Regions from separate parts of the Homo sapiens genome. Here regions 2 and 3 are each linked to region 1. A link is a loop called in an ENCODE intact Hi-C map of the cell type or tissue named here. Cell type or tissue: OCI-LY7. All regions are shown on one strand. Region 1 overlaps DLGAP1 (DLG associated protein 1). Region 2 overlaps MYOM1 (myomesin 1). Region 3 overlaps LPIN2 (lipin 2).

Region 1 (2,500 bases):
TGAACCCCTGGCTTCAAGCGATCCTCCCATCTTGGCCTCTCAAAGTGCTGGGATTAGAGGCATTAGCCACTATGCCATGCCCGGCCCATCTTTATCATTTGAATGCAGCTCAACAATAAGTGTCGACTTCCTCATTTTTTAGCTAATGCACCTGACAGGAAATACGACTCAGGGAAAATACAGTGCTTGCAAGGTGCAGAGTCAGGAGCGAGCCAGCCAGCCTCAGGTTCTTCCCACTAGCCCACAGCTAAGCCTCTGGCTAAACAATGCCAGTGCATATACATTGTAAATATCTTGCCTCACTCAATTTAGTTTCTTGCATCCAAACCATGGTGGAGCTCTGGTTCCCAGAGAGGCATGAGTGATGGTAGTCCTGCTGGGAGTAACGCTCATCTCAGTGATTCAGCTGAAGACCCAGAGTGGGTGGGAGCCATAATTAGGATAGAACCTCTCCCTGCTAAAATTGAATGAAACTACAGCATTGTACCACTTCTCCTAAGACATGTCTTTACAACGTGAACTCACTATTTTGTTCAAAATGGATTCTCAGGACATTCCGCCCACTGATATTTCAAGAAGCTAAATAACATATTCCAACATCAAATGTCTGATCTTTTGGATTATGTATTGCTTCTTGTTAGCTCTCCTTGGTTTCTTCTTTTAGTGTGGATAATCCAAACTGGACAGTGAGGCCAGGCACAGTGGTTCACACCTGTCATCCCAGCGTTTTGGGAGACTATGGTGGGAGGACTGCTTGAGTCCAGGAGTTGCAGACCAGCCTGGGCAAGATAACGAGATCCCATCTCTACACAATTAGAAAACAAAACCAAACAGTCCCCCTCCAAAAAAAAGCTAGATAATTCAGCCAAATATGGAATCATTTGATTTGCTGTGACATACAGTAAAAATCCTGCCATGATGTGATAAGTGGGGGTGGGAGGGGCTAGTTCACATTGTTTCCAACGCATGACTGACCTTGGGGACTGAGCCTCCAGTGCGGCTCCTACACTCCCCAGGCCAACTGCAATTGGACGCCACCTGGTGGCTGTTGTCAGCTCATCTTCGCTATCGATAGGGATAACTCTGGATACCTTGCTCAACAGGGACATTGGCAGAGTTCCAGTAATGCTTGACATCTACCATGGTTAGACTGGACAGGGAGAATACTGGAGACATGGCTTCTCCAACAGGGTGGTCCAGCCCCCAACACCCAAAGAAGATAAGATTTTGAGATCCCCCCCAACTTCGAATAAGGGAGCTGAATGGAGGGCAGGAACCATCTCCCATGTTGTTATACGGAGGGACATTACTCATTATTATGAGGCTTAAGGAAAGGAACCATCTCCCATGTTGTTATACGGAGGGGCATTACTCATTATTATGAGACTTAAGGACAGGAACCATCTCCCATGCTGTTATGCTGAGGGACTTTACTCGTTATTATGAGGCTTCACTGCAGTGAGCGGCACTGTCCAGTCATGGGCTAGGAAGGTAAAAGGAATTCAAATCTTCATGACTGCTTTTTTTTTTTCAACTACAGACGGGATCTCACTGTGCTGTGTACGCTGGCCTTGAACTCCCAGATTTAAGAGATCCTCCCCCTCTGCCTGCTGAATAGGTGGCACAACGGGCGCATGCCACCATGCCCGGCTTAAGATTGCCATTTGAAGGAGAGGAAAGGGATTCAAATCACAACTCACACTTCCCCATAGTTCCCCTTCTTCATTTTCCAATTCTTCTGCACTCCAAAACTCATACAACGAAATCCTTCCATTTTCCCCAACATCCCCCTTTCCTAGATTTGCTAAGCCCTAAACCCACACTTCTCTCCTAAGGGTATTTTGTTTGTTGGTTGGTTGGTTTCAGTTCTACTCTCAGAATTCAGTGCCAGGAAAGATTTAGAACCCACTGAGAAGGTCTGAGCACCAGCAGGTGTGTGACACATAAGAGTGAGACTGAAGGAGGGTGAAACACCAGCCAATATGTTTGTCTTGCCTGGTCAAAACAGAAAGAGAAAATGAGAAAGAGAAAAAGAGAAAACGAGCAGTTTCTATACAGTAAGTGAAACATCTGATTTGTTTAAGAGTGACGTTCTCTTTTTATTTTGAGACGGAGTTTCGCTCTTGTCGCCCAGGTGCAATGGTGCAATCTCGGCTCACTGCAACCTCTGCCTCCCGGGTTCAAGCAATTCTCCTGCCTCAGCCTCTGGAGTAGGTGGGATTACAGGCCTGCGCCACCATGCCTGGCTAATTTTTGTGGGTTTAGTAGAGACAGAGTTTCACCATGTTGGCCAGGCTAGTCTCAAACCCCTGACCTCAGGTGATTCACCTGCCTCGGCCTCCCAAAGTGCTGGGATTACAGGCATGAGCCACCGCTCCCTGCAAGAATTGAGAGGTGAAGCCAGCTGGACTTCCTGGGTCGAGTGGGGACTTGGAGAACTTTTCTAGCTAAAGGATTGTAAACGCACCAATCAGCACCTGTGTCTAGCTAAAGGATTGTA
Region 2 (2,500 bases), 410 kb before region 1:
ACTTAAACCATTTTCTGCCCAAAAGAGGAACTGGGTTTCACTTGTTTCCCTTTCAGACAGCCCACTTCGCACGCACAGATGACGTCAATAACCCTGATTAACATAGCTGACACAGAGAATTGACTATGAGCCAGGCAATGCTCTAAGCGCTTTATGCATACATTGGTAAGTTCAGTTCTCACAACCACCGTATGAGATAGTGCTGTTTTTAACCTCATTTTCCAGATGAAGAAACCAAGGCATGGGGGTTTCAGGAACTTGCCCAGTCACACAGCCAGGAACAGCAGAGGAGGGATTTGAACCGGCAGCCTGGCTGCTGACCCACATGATGCTTCCATTTTCCAATTGTTCTGTCTGCATTTCATTTCTTCAGACTTGTGGACACGATCATAAGGAGGTTTGGGAGTAGGGAACATGATGGAAAGGGAGAGGAAGGAAGAATACTGGCTTCAGTCAGCTCCTTCCTTTCCCCAGCTCTCTCTCTCACATACACATACACCCCTCCGTCCCTAAAGCACGTTATTCATTTTCTACACTTAAAACAAACAAACACTCTCCTCCATATAACAGAACCCGAACTCATCCTTCAAGATTCAGATCAAATGCAACTTCTTCAATAAACTCTTCCCTAAAATATGACACAGTATGAATCGTTCCTGCCTCTCTGCATCAGGGTTCCTTGCTTCAAGTTACTAAATATAACATTTATCAAAATTATGGTTGGATATGTGTCTCTTCTATTATGTTGCCAAACCTTTGAGGTTGGGATTGTGTCTGATCCACATTTACTTTTTTTTTTTGAGACAGTGTCTCGCTCTGTCTCCCATGCTGGAGTGCAATGGTGTGATTATAGCTCCCTGCAACCTCCACCTCCCAGGCTCGAGCAATCTTCCCACCTCAGACTACCAAGTAGCTGGGACTACAAGTGTGCACCACCACACTCAGCTAATTTTTTCTATTTTTTGTAGAGACAGGCTCTTGCTATGTTGCCTATGCTGGTCTTAAACTCCTGGGCTCAAGCAATCCTCCCACCTCGGCCTCCCAAAATGCTAGGATTACAGCCATGAGCCACTGTGCCTGGCCTGATCCACATTTACTTCTATTCCTACTCCTGAGGAAGAATGAGTCATGGGCAAACAGCAGGCGCTCAGAATTGGTTAAATTTGGTTGAACAGAATTAGCACGTAATGCAATAGATTAATTGTAGCTTCATAATTTTTTGTCTGAGAGAACAGAGTTCTGACAAGCATATATGTCATGATATGGATGATTTTATTTTAAATAAATAGCGATGAGGTCTCACTATGTTGCTCAAGTTGGTCTCAAATTCCTGGGCTCAAGCGATCCCCCTGCCTCAGCCTCCCAAAGTTGGATGATTTTAAATAAATGCACACGAAGAAAGTAAGTTGACAGTCTCAGTTCCCTCAGATGTGAAATGGAGAGGGTGGGACTGGCTTAAGAATCGCAGCTGTGTGGCAGGTGCAGCAACATAACCTTCTCCAAACACAGAAGACCCTGCAAGTTGATGCAGTGCTATTTCCTGCCAGCAGCTTCAGACAGCTGTCTCAACATGGCTCGAGCAGACAGGACTATCTGATCAGAGATGGCCTGGAAAAAGAAATCCACTGGCCACTTCTAATCTCCCGCATTCCCCGTTTAGATGAAGTACAGGGTAGAACATGTTAATTGGCATGCTCTTCTTCTATAATTGGTTTAGGTAATTTCACACTGGACTCAAGCTCACTCTGGCTCTGCTCTTTCTTGTGCTGGAGGGTTTTCAGTGGTTCCTCTTTGCCTAAGAAAAGCGCTGTGATACCAACGGCTGTGACATGTGCTGTTTGACCAAATGACTCAGTGACACTCAATTCGGCTTCGGATCAAAAGTATTGCTCATATCTCTATAAAATTTTCATTACAAAGTATTCTGCAGGTCAGCAGTGGCAGTTCATGCCTGTAATCCCAGAACTTTGGGAGGCTGAAGCAGGAGGATCGTTTGAGGCCAGGAGTTCGAGACCAGCTGGGTAACATGGCAAGACTCCATGACTGTAAAAAATGAATTTTTAAAAATAAAATAAAAAACTATTTTGCAGCTCCCATAGTTGCTTCACCATCCTTTCTTTCCATTACTACTCAATTTAGCACCCTAATACCTTTTCCCCAGCTAACAACTTTTCTATTATCACCACATGGCAAGAGAAATGGGTTTAAAATACACACACACCACACATCACTTTGACTGCAGAGCTTGTAGTCTTTTCTCTGGAGCTCCAGATACCAATGTGAGAAATTCTTCATTTAAAGCGGTGGTCAAGGATTAAGTCAGAAAGGTATTTGATTCTATTCTCCAAAGAATTCCACCCAGTGAGGCATTTAGGTTTGCAGTCACTTGAGACTGGCTATCTTTAGCTTTAAGTCAGGGAAGAAAAGAAGGATTTGGGGCCTGTTCTGTATATACTTCACAGCTTGTTATTTCTAGAACATGAAATTCCAAGCTGAGTAG
Region 3 (2,500 bases), 630 kb before region 1:
TAAACTATGGCTAAATAACACTGTTTTGCAATGGAAAGTTTCTAAGTCCCTAAGTAAACTGCAACTGCTTTTGCTTTCTAAAGGGTGACTCTGAACAGAGGCCAGACCACACAAGCCCTGCTACCCTGAAATGTGGTTCTCCAGTGGAAACTGATTTTGTAATACCTAGAAATGAGATGTTTTTCCTGGAGGAAAAAAAGAAAAAGAATATCTAGTTTTGTGAAATCCATTTTCTTTCACTCTCAAAATAACATTTAAGTTTAATTAAATAGAGGGAAATTTCTATTTAAAGCTCAGCTATATAAAATAGCAAAAAGCTGAAAATAAATGTTTTCGACTTACACCAGTGGTCCTCTACCACATACTTTTAGGTCTGTGCCAGAAAATGGTGAGGCTCTTTTGTTGTGCTTTAAAATGTTGACAAAGCCTTTCTATGTTATTTAAGTAGATACTGCGAGGCAAGAATAGAAAGAGAAATCTGTGTACCTGCCAAGTGTTATTACTAGCTCTGTTTTCTAATTTGATTGACATCAGATATACTAGCAAAACTTCCAGCTGCTCCATAACCTGAAGAGGATAAGAAAAACCTACACAAATATCTTCTTCCTGAATGAATCTTCCCTAAAACAAACAAAAGTCAACCAGCCTATGGTCTGTTGGTTAGCATTTCAGTCAAATATGGGGACAAGTCCTGGTATCAACAACAGAATTTAGATTACAAAAGTTTTTACAGCTTTGTCAAAACAAACAAAATGTGGCATTAATTAATTTCCTTTAAAAAAAAAAATATGGCCAGGTGCGGTGGCTCTACACCTGTAATCCCAGAACTTTGGGAGGCCGAGGCCGAAGCCGGTGGATCACTTGAGGTCAGGAGTTCGAGACCAGCCTAGCCAACAAGGTGAAACCCCGTCTCTACTAAAAATACAAAAAATTAGGGGGGCATGGTTGCACGTGCCTGTAATCCCAGGCACTTGGGAGGCTGAGGCAGGAGAATCGCTTGAACCTGGGAGGCGGAGGTTGCAGTGAGCCAAGATCACACCGCTGTACTCCAGCCTGGACAGCAAAGCGAGACTCCGACTCAAAAATGTGTGTGTGTGTGTGTGTGTGTGTGTGTGTGTGTGTGTGTGTGTTCTTGATTATACCCACCTATTCCATTTACAATTAGTATGAAGGTATTAGCCTAAGTATTTAAAAATACTATATAAGGTAAAGGAAATTTTTCTTTTTCTAAATATGTCTAAGTTCCCCCATCTAGTTTCTGTTTTGCTTTTCTGAGTTGCAACATGTAAGATTATTATAATAATTTTCAGTTTCCCTTTCCCTTGAAGAGACTTCTGCAGTCGAGCTTTGTGGTTTTCAAAGTAACTTCAAAAGCAATACATAAAGGTTGACTTCTCGTAACATTGTCTCAACATCATTCAGGTTAAAAAAAAAAAAAGGCCTAGAAAACTCACAATAGCGATTTATTCATAGAGGATGACTTTTCTACTCCTTGAGGACACTCACTCACTTTCTCTTTGAATCTCAGGATGACTTTTCCTCTCCTTGAGGACACTCACCACTTTCTCTTTGGATCTCAGGACTCCCAGCTTTCCAAACCGAACGTGAAAAGGTGAACACTGATAGCTGCCATCCTGCTGCTGTACCACGATGACATCAATGCACCCAGAGAGGGTGGCCTGGTTAATGCCCTTGTAGAGTTCCTTCACAGTGACAATCACCTGCCCAGCCAGCTGTCCCACATAATTCATGGTTTGAGACTACAAGAAACAAAAATTAGATGAGATGTTAACACTAAATTTGTGATCTATTGACAAAGAAATAACAGTCGTAACAAAAATGACACTACTCACTTGTATGCCAGATTTCATATCATTAGCCTTATTAATTTTCAACCTAACAGTCTCATGCTACCATTGTTTCTACGCATTTCCACACACGGACCTCCCGAGACTATTCTCCTTTGTATCTGAGAGGCTGCTCCAGCCAGGGCCTGAGGCATTCCCTTTCCTTTCTCAGCAACCTGGATAGTACTGACTGCCATTAGGGACTTTTTCCCCAAAGTTCAGGATCAGCACAGAATCACCAAAGAACCCTGACCTCCTGCCCAAGACCCTTTGGAACCTGCGGCTACTGCATCCACTTTGGCCATAGCAGCCAAACAGAAAAAACAAACATCATCCCCGGGAGAAACCAGAGATTCATCTTCCAACAGAACCAATGTAATAAATTAGTGAGAGCTACATTTTGTAAGGAACTATTATTACCAGAATAGTATGGTTCGGACACATGCTAGATTAAATAAACTCTGGCAAGTCTGCCTGAGCCTAGCCCATTTATAACATTACTTCTACGGAAAAATCCCTTCAATGACTCAATATAACTAACTGGAACATGCAATCAAGTTCTACAAAGTTCAAAGCACAGAAAAGGGTTTTACTCTTGTTCCTCAACCTCAATTCACTATTCAAATCACAATCAAAAGGTCTGCAAGGAGTTC

The links. A loop is a pair of places that touch in the nucleus more often than their neighbours do. Peaks named below come from ENCODE experiments on the same cell type or tissue, not always from the same donor. Only the 100,000 strongest peaks of a DNase experiment are listed, where the experiment ranks them.
Region 2: a loop joins it to region 1, with 5 times the contacts of the local background. A loop is called at or near these places in 2 of 110 quality-filtered maps.
Region 3: it touches region 1 in a loop (5-fold over the local background); 8 of 110 quality-filtered maps call a loop at or near these places.

What each region holds. Positions count from the first base shown.
Region 1 is chr18:3,584,972-3,587,471 of GRCh38, forward strand. The region is part of intron 7 of DLGAP1 (DLG associated protein 1); the gene reads right to left. Among named protein-coding and RNA genes, the nearest start is that of DLGAP1-AS1, 7.9 kb to the right of the region's middle. RefSeq lists an enhancer at 1,967-2,136. In OCI-LY7, CTCF peaks have their summits at 1,051 (motif pointing left) and 1,267; DNase peaks (open chromatin) are centred at 140, 1,000, 2,000, 2,480 and 1 weaker place; H3K4me3 peaks cover 2,366 bases; H3K27ac peaks cover 2,500 bases.
Region 2 is chr18:3,178,086-3,180,585 of GRCh38, forward strand. All of the region lies in intron 5 of MYOM1 (myomesin 1), which reads right to left. Among named protein-coding and RNA genes, the nearest start is that of MYOM1, 41 kb to the right of the region's middle. RefSeq lists an enhancer at 1-244. In OCI-LY7, no CTCF peak of the experiment used is centred here; DNase peaks (open chromatin) are centred at 66 and 1,516; H3K4me3 peaks cover 1,778 bases; H3K27ac peaks cover 2,500 bases.
Region 3 is chr18:2,959,090-2,961,589 of GRCh38, forward strand. LPIN2 (lipin 2) reads right to left here. Exons shown (of 20, transcript NM_001375808.2): 2 at 1,560-1,760. The coding sequence starts at 1,751. Among named protein-coding and RNA genes, the nearest start is that of LPIN2-AS2, 6.7 kb to the right of the region's middle. RefSeq lists an enhancer at 1,229-1,328. In OCI-LY7, no CTCF peak of the experiment used is centred here; DNase peaks (open chromatin) are centred at 72, 1,342, 1,662 and 2,472; H3K4me3 peaks cover 2,461 bases; H3K27ac peaks cover 2,500 bases.